Linked DNA regions of Homo sapiens: region 2 is linked to region 1. The links are chromatin contacts, found by Hi-C or POLR2A ChIA-PET in ENCODE. All regions are on one chromosome and are shown on one strand. Each heading gives the region's core, a stretch centred on a gene start or an enhancer-like site at or near the end of the contact. The rest is flanking DNA. Distances are from core to core; before and after follow the strand shown.

What was found. Hi-C counts contacts between places; a loop is a spot of excess contacts on that map. ChIA-PET counts read pairs that join two places held with the same protein, here RNA polymerase II (POLR2A). Pooled maps may share reads with other maps.
Region 2: a pooled map shows a loop between it and region 1 (5-fold over the local background). The contact joins the enhancer-like site here to the promoter of CRACD in region 1. A Hi-C loop is called at or near these places in 1 of 37 single-sample maps with no recorded cell type and 9 of 50 pooled maps. POLR2A ChIA-PET finds 5 or more read pairs at or near these places in 2 of 52 experiments (GM10248 and HEK293T).

The regions. Positions count from the first base shown.
Region 1 is chr4:56,047,665-56,052,030 of GRCh38, reverse strand. CRACD (capping protein inhibiting regulator of actin dynamics) reads right to left here and starts at 2,933. Exons shown (of 11, transcript NM_001393381.1): 1 at 2,732-2,933. RefSeq lists an enhancer at 2,362-3,037 and a silencer at 2,568-3,207.
Region 2 is chr4:55,892,689-55,897,009 of GRCh38, reverse strand. EXOC1 (exocyst complex component 1) reads right to left here. Exons shown (of 19, transcript NM_001024924.2): 14 at 4,299-4,321; 15 at 3,230-3,458; 16 at 110-293. All of the region lies in intron 4 of EXOC1-AS1 (EXOC1 antisense RNA 1), which reads left to right. Among named protein-coding and RNA genes, the nearest start is that of EXOC1, 41 kb to the right of the region's middle. Within about 2 kb of position 3,034, at least 5 of the 41 ENCODE cell types and tissues checked have a DNase peak (open chromatin) inside an H3K27ac peak, as active enhancers do.

The DNA of each region.
Region 1 (4,366 bases), core at 1,684-4,183:
ATTAAAATAATGAAAATAAAAATTAGCTGACACTGAGTGCTTAGTTTGTACTAAACATTGTGCTATGCCCACATTATTTTATTTGATCCTCACAAAAATGTTCTAAATAGGATTACTTCCCCCATTTTACAGATGAGGAAACTGAGGCTTAGATTAAATCACCTGCCAAGGATGCAGAGCTAGTAGCCAGTAAAGCCAATGCTCAAATTCAATCACCTGCCTCGAGAACTTGTGTATTTAACCACTCCCCTAAGTACTAGGTTGTAAAATATACCTTTTCTTTATGTAAAAGTTATCCAAAAGGTAGACTTTTTCATGGGGTCTAATTCCAGCGTGATTTTCTGGGGGTACAGTGTATCTTGGAGAAGGTTGTGTGATTCAGGGGAGAAAGCTCTGGGCGTGAGATCCAGCTTCTGTCCCTGGCATTGTTGCTTTAGTGGCAAGGAGCTGGCAAGTCATTTAATCTCGCCATGTCTGGATTTCCTCACCTACAAAACGGGAATGATAATATCTGCCCTGCCTCCCCACAGGCCATTGTGAGAAACTATATGCACATACAACAAGTGAAATGTTCTATTGTGCCACTCAGTTACAGGAGATGATTTAAAATGATGAAAAAAACCACCCAAGAGACCCCATTCTTGGAAGAAACACACATCAACTATGACTGAAAAAGGAGGTCACCAAGCTTTCATCAACTGTATGTGGAAAACCTCTACACAGTTGTTGGCACACAGTAGGCCTTCAGTAAATGTTCGTTGAATAAAAAGTAAACAAATTCCATCTGTACACGTTTTATCCACTTGTATTTTTTTCACCTATTCATTCTTTCTTTCCATGACTACATACTGAACACCTACTGTGTGCCAGATCAGAAATACAGACCACAAAAAAAGACTAAAAGATTGTCCCTTTCCCTGGAGAATTTCAAATTAATGCCAATTAATTGGTCTGAAATTGGGTAAGAGAAAAACTGTAAAACACAGCTTCCTCATCTAGCGATAATAATAACTTACATTTATTATAGTGCTTTGTAGTTTATGAAGAACTATGAACTATTACCAAGAGCTAGCTTTTGTTTCTCACACCAATTGCCTATTGTCAAGTTGGTGTTAGCTTCCTCCTCCAAATTCAGTGGTCGGTAAGTACTGCTAAGTCTTTAGAGTGAAAGTTTCTCAATGTGTTAGAGATGACTGTAAAATTAAGCTTTTGAATACAATGCATTTTAAATAATCAACAGTGGAAAGGGCGATCCAGTAACATGATTTTTTCCCTGCCCACTTCTGAGTTGAAGTGATCTGTAATGCAACCATATTATATTTTTCAAAATGTTTCTTTTTCAAAGCTGCCTTTGAAATTTTTTTTCATATAGGCAATTTTCTCTTGAATATACTGAACAAGGATTCCCTTTTCCCAAAGGATAAAGGAGACAGTAGTGAAGGAGTCTTCTCTTTGTTGACTTTTTAAAAATTACTCAAAACTGACTGTTTTATTCAGATTCCTGAGTCACAAACAATGCCAAAGAACTGTGAGCCATTTTTTATATAATTCCACAATTACTATAGGTGATTTTTAAAGGAAACATTGATTTAACTCACAACTTAATGAATCAAAAATTTGCCACAGGATATTTACTAAGAATCTTTTTCTAAAACTGCCTTATCCTTTGTATTCTAACCACTCCCTCTCCACCACCACCACTTACCACCCCCAATACACACACACACACACACACACACACACACACACACACACACTCCCTCACCTACACCAGATCAGTTTCCCAGCCATTATTCCTAAAACCATATTAAAATTTCACAACACATGGTCGTACTTACTAGGTTTTCTTCCCCCTCCCCCTCCACTGAATCAATGTGTCTTGAAATATATATTCTCTTAAAATTCAGAATTCAGAAAATGATTACGATGTCTCTAACTCAAGAACACATATTATAAAATTCAAAGTCGGCTTCTGTTTACTGATAATCATGAAAAAAAAAAAGCCATACCCCACCCACCGTATCCGTAGGGTTAGGAGGTCCAATCTCGCCACTACAGAGCTCTGCAAGAAAGGACGGTTATAGTGCCAGGAAAACCATCGCAACAAGCCCCGGGCGAAGATAAAGAAAACAGATTTTACACCACGGGCAGCGCGCAGTCTCCTGGCCCCGGCCCTTGGTAAACAGGGGAAACCTTTGTCTTGCCTCAGCTATCAAACTGGTGGCTCATCAGAATTGGGGCAACAAGAGTTTGTGCGAAACGGTCTGGCAGAGGTTAAACAAAGCAATGCAGCTCCGGGGGCGGTGGGGAGAGGGCTGAGCCCGGACGGCGTCCGCGATCCCGGACGGTGAGGTCTGGTTCTGGCCCTTGCCGCGGTCGGGACCGAGCCAGGGACCTGGGGACAGGATGGCGAGGCGCGGGAAGAGGAGAAGGCAGGCGAGGTCCCATATTCTCCGCAAGTTCCCGGGGTGCAGCCCGGCGGCAGGTTCCCCTGCGGGGATCCAAAGCGCGCAAGCCGCGCGCAGGTTCCTCCGGGAGGGTCCGCGCCTCCCACATGGGGACACCGCCCCGAAGCCCACCGCCCGCCGCGCCGAGCCCACGCCCCCGGGGCCAGGTCCCCTGGAGTCCCGGGGCGCTGCGGGGGCCCGGCCCGGAGGGGCGCGAGTGGAGGAGAGAAGCCCGCCCCTGTCCCCATTGTCTGGCTCCGGCCGCGGGCCGAGCAGGCGCTCACCTGAGGTCCCCGCCTGGCGCTCCGGCTGGCAGAGCGGCTGGCCGGCGACCGGCGGTCCCGGGCGGGCGGCGGACTCGGCGGCACTGCGCGCGGCAGCCTCCGCATCAGCAGCCGCCGCGGCAGCAGCACCAGCAGCGCACCCGCCTCTCAGTCGGCCGTGGCCTCCATTGCTCTCCCCACTGCCGCCACCGCGCGGCACTGCGCGCCCGGCCCCGCGCGGCGTGGTCACATGCTCCGCCGGCGCCTCGGGCGCTCGGACCCGCGCCGCCGCCCCGCCCGGCTTCGCCCAGGGACAGCTGAGCGTGAGGCGCCGGCTTCCTTCTCGCGCCCTCCGGGAGTGGCGCACACCAGATGGCTCCCCTCCCCAGGGGTGCCCAGAAACCAGGAGCGGGCCCCAAGGAGGGGCGTGGGGTTGACCAGTGCCCTCCCGGCTTCTGCAAAGCCTGACTCGAGGGAGTGCTGAACTCGTGGGGTCTGAGGTTACAGTGGTGGGCTCACAGCGAGGCTCATCCTGCGTGTGGCGAGAACATTGGACCATCAGTCACCACCCCACAGGTTGCAAATTCGGTCCCTGTTACCCGCAGCAGTCTCTCTAATAGGAGATACCGGGAGCCCAGGAGAAGTTTCGCCCTGCAGAGTCCCAACCACAATAAATGGCACTGGGACTCCTGAGAGTTGAGTAAGTTGGAAAATGCCACCTAGAAATAGAAAGGCTAGAAATTGCATTGCTGAGTCCCTGTACATCCGAACGGAGTGACATTGACAATGTGCATTATTGTCCCCAGCCATAATGAAATTAAATATTGATTTTGATGCTTTAAGGAAAATGACTTCTCCTTTTGTGGGCTAACGAAGAAAACAAGACTTTTCCTTCATACTTTTTGTTGTGACTATGCCAGTGCAACTACTGGAAATCAGTTTCTGGTGATCTTTTTAGTTTACTATGTATGCAAGGATGCTAAAAATAATTGAATATCATTATTAAACAGGAAATTTTAAAGCAAAATGACTAGACAAAAGATGCAAAATACGAAAGATAGCCCTAAATTATACCCAGTATTGAGCCAGATGTCCCAAATGCCAAAAATAGGACTAGTAATTTCTTTTCTTTTTTTTTTTTTTTTTTTTTTGAGACGGAGTTTCTTGTTGCCCAGGCTGGAGTGCAGTGGCGCGATCTCAGCTCACTGCAACCTCCAACTCCCGGGTTCAGGCGATTTTCTTGCCACAGTCTCCCTCTGAGTAGCTGGGATTACAGGCGCCCGCCACCACACCCAGCTAATTTTTGTTTTTATTTTTAGTAGAGACGAGGTTTCACCTTATTGGCCAAGGACTAGTAATTTCACTGCATGACTTAAAGGAGCAACCTTGAGACTGGGAGAATCTAGTGCATGTTACCTTATCCAACTGGTTTATTCTAGATAAACATTTAAGTTAAATATCAGTATAATATATGGCTTTGTATTTTCGTGAATATAGATACTTAGTTCAGTGTGCACATATCCTAAACTATGTCTGCTTTATTCCAAATTAGAATAATGCAGAGTTTTAGAAAGGGTTGAGCAAATTTCTTTTGATTTGAGTTTAGTAGCGTTAGAAGTTCCCAGAAGCCGGCCGGGCGCGGTGGCTCATGCCTGT
Region 2 (4,321 bases), core at 1,785-4,284, 160 kb after region 1:
AAAGATTATAAGATATACAAAATAATGAACCTATCTGCTCCCGATTTCTTAGTTACCAGAAATAAAAACAATAGCTATAACAATTCTTTAGAACATAACAAAAGCTTACCATTAACAAATACTCCTCTGATAAGTTTGGTGTATGCTTTATCCAGGTCTCCACGACGCTCAGCATTTTTGAAGATTGATTCTGCAAGTCCAGCAAATTCTTCAAATTCAGCAACAAATGGAAGAATTCCAACTTTACTCTTTTTTGAGATCTTTACTTCTTCCATTTGCCTTATTTGGTTACTCTAAAGTTAGGCAGAGAGCAAGGGAGATAAATAACCAAGCAACTTTAAAACTACATATAATCATAACAAAATATATAGATGGAGATATAGATATATACATAGATATCATAGAGGCAGGATATTATGTGGTACCTAGAACACTTTGGATGCTTACTAATTGAAGATGAATCAAAACAAGGATAACTAAGAAAAACTAATTCTATAGATAATAAAACCATTTTACAGTAAGTTTAAGAAAATCAAAATAATACAGATTATTTAAAACCATCTATAAGCTGGGGACGGTGGCTCATGCCTGTAATCCCAGCACTTTGGGAGGCCAAGGTGGGTGGATCGCTTGAGGCCAAGAGTTCAAGACCAGCCTGGCCATTTTCGTCTCTACAAAAAATACAAAAAAAAATTAGCTGGGTGGGGTCGTGCATGCCTGTAATCCCAGCTACTTGGGAGGCTGAGGAATGAGAATTGCTTGAACCTGGGAGGCAGAGGTTGCAGTGAGCCAAGATTGCGCCACTGCACTCCAGCCTGGGTGACAGAGCAAGACTGTCTCAAAAAATAAAATGAAACAAAACAAAATACAATCAAGGCCGTGAACTTCAAGTCTCTGTACAAAGTAAAAACAGTCAACACACATTTCTACCATTTATGAAAGATGAGTACAAGGCAATTACTGATTTTAGGTTACAGGAGAGAAGATTCCAGAGCACCTATAGGATCCCTCCGGGTAACTTCTGGTTGGTGGCCACGTGGTCAAGTTTGAGAACCACAGTCATTTCCAATTTTCGTCAGTCTAAAATTTCTGTCTGGATAGACAAACTCTCTATTTTCAGAGTACAGAAACAAAGAGGGAGGATAGGCATTTCCATATGGATTTGCATTATTTAATTTTCCATATATTTATTAGTCACTTAGCCTTAGTTCCACAAACTGCTTGTGCATTATATGACAAAATGCGAAAGAAATGTTTCATGCAGACAGAATCTTAGGTTCAAAACGATCCACGGATTCAATTATGGTTCTATGATTCTGAAGGGATCTAAATCTACTCAGTAGGAATGATTACACTGCCAAATACTTTTGTATTATTTCAGCTTCTACCTAACATTTCATTGTGTTGAGATTTGGGGAGTATAACTCAAAAACCATATGACACATGGATTAGAAAAATAATTATCTCTAGGCTTCTGACATTAGTATAAGAAAACCCTAAGAGTATAGTCAGTTATTTCATATTATCTGTACTAATGTTCTACTTCATCAGTATTGGTAACTGTGAGGTGAAAAACAGATGCAGTAGAAAAGGTAGTGGTAAGATTGCAGGTACTAGAACCAGACTTTCTGGGTTTGAATACAAGATCCATATTTTTTAACTGTGGACCTGGGGAAAGTAACTTCACCTCTCAAACAATCTACCTTATTGAGGGGCTGGGTTTAAGATTAGATGACATAATGTGTGCAAAGTGCCCAGACTTGTGCCTGGTACACAGTAAGCACTCATTTATAAATGCTGTCTATTGATCTTATTGACCAGTGTTCATAAATGAGAGATAAGATCTTATCAAAAATAAGACATTATTGAAATAAGATATACAGAAGTATGACAGGCAGAAGAAACCACCCTCCTCTTCAGTGGCAAACCTATGTCCTTTATATATATATATGCAACTTATGAGAAAATATGAATTTATATCTTTGTCTAGATTACCTTCTCTAGTGCCATGCCTTGAGAAGTGTTCATGAAGCATTTTTTAACCTGGCCTAGCCCAATTCATACATACAAGTATAAAAAATGTAATGGATAGATGGCCGGTGTCTCTTGCTTGTAATCTCAGCACTTTGGGAGGCTGAGGTGGGCAGATCACCTGAGGTTGGGAGTTTGAGACCAGCATGACCAACATGGAGAAACCCCATCTCTACTAAAAATACAAAACTAGCAGGGCGTGGTGGCGCATGCCTGCAATCCCAGCTACTCGGGAGGCTGAGGCAGGAGAATCACTTGAACCCAGGAGGCGGAGGTTGCGGTGAGCCGAGATTGCACTGTTGCACTCCAGCCTGGGCAACAAGAACGAGACTCCATCTCAAAAAAAAAAAAAAAAAAAAAAAAAGTAACAGATAGTAAGAAAGTTGTCAAATTTTTTTCTATTAGGAGGAAAATGATAATTGCTCAGTTATAACAATTTATTCCTAAAATAAAATACAATTATTAAAGCTACTAAACTATTAAAATAAATTAAATAATTAAAATAATCAAATTAGTTTTCTTACTAGAATGTATTAAAAGAAGAACAATAACAATAAACCCAAATGATTGTTTCAATTGTTTCATTAAATCAATGGTCATTGACTAATAAACTGAGATGTCAGTGATTCGGTAGATTTTTTTTTTTTTTTTTTTGACACAGTCTTCACTCTTGTCACCCAGGCTGGAGAGCACTGGTGCAATCTTGGCTCACTGCAACCTCCACTTCACAGGTTCAAGCAATTCTCCTGCCTCAGCCTCCCGAGTAGTTGGAATTATAGGCATGTGCTACCACGCCCGGCTAATTTTTGTATTTTTGGTAGAGATGGGGTTTCGCCATGTTCTCCAGGCTGGTCTCGAACTCCTGACCTCAGGTGATCTGCCCACCTCGGCCTTAAAAAGTGCTGGCATTACAGGTGTGAGTCACTGCGTCTGGCCTCCAGTGGATCTCTTAAGCAACTGGTGCCACTGTGCCACTTCCTCCAGAACTTGCCAAGATTCACAGTGTGGAATGGAAACTAGCTGGCATAGTGCCACCCAACTAACTCTGTTCATGTAGATTGTTGCCATGCCCTGCTTCGAGGGACATAAACAACAGATTCCCCAACAGAAAGCTGGAAATCCCTCGATTTTAAATACATTTACCTATATTTTGCAATGACTAGGATGCTAAGGTATTTTTTTAAAAAAGAAAACTTACAATGCATTTGTCAAAGTTCCTTTTGACAGTCACCAAAACATTTCCCAATGTAGTACTTAGGAAAGAAGCAGGGTCCACATTTTGTGCAGTCCACACATGATGACTCATTTTGACTAACATATAAAGAGAGTTAAAGCTATCAATTTTGTCTCCTAATGCAATTAGGTTGTTCAGCTCTGGCTCAATGCAGCGAAATATTTTAATCATCATTTGGCGGATCATATCTTTCCTGTTCAGAAAACAGACAAGAAGTATAAAGTTATAACAAGCTTCAGGTGAATTCACCGTTAACTTTAATCCACTGGGTATATACAAAAGGACAAAAATACCATAATTAAATTTCAATTAAAAATGTCTAAATAGCCAGGCGTGGTGGCTCACGCCTGTAATCCCAGCACTTTGAGAGGCCAAGGTGTGCAGGTCACCTGAGGTCAGGAGTTCAAGACCAGCTTGGCCAACATGGTAAAACCCTGTCTCTACCAAAAGTACAAAAATTAGCCAGACGTGGTGGTGCATGTCTGTAATCCCAGCTACTTGGGAGGCTGAGTCAGGAGAATCGCTTGAACCCGGGAGGTGAAGTGCAGTTGCAGTGAGCTGAGATGGCGCCATTGCATTCCAGCCTGGGCAGCAGAGGGAGACTCCATCTCAGAAAACAACAACAACAAAAAACAAATAAAAATGTCTAAATATGATTATAGTAGTTTTTGATATAAAAATATTTTACTGATGTTGGGTTTTATCATTTGAATTAGTTTTAATTTGTAAAGCTGGGTCATGAAATGTGCTTTGTGATTTCTAAGAAATACACTACAATTCAAAGGCTTCCCCCTACCAGCAAACAACAGACTGACTTCATCTTCTGTAAGTCCTGGAGCAAGGAAGAGTTGAAGAGCCATAAAATAGGCCCTATTTTAAATCAGTAAAACGTTTGATAAGACAATGGACACACATGCTGGTACTGTGAGTGCTGTCAGGCTACTGAGAAACATCTAGACCCCTCAATGAGCAGCACTCCACATTTTAAAGTTTATTTTTTCCAAAATAAACAATGATAGTAACAAAGACATACTCAGATGAAACAGGCAGTGGTGT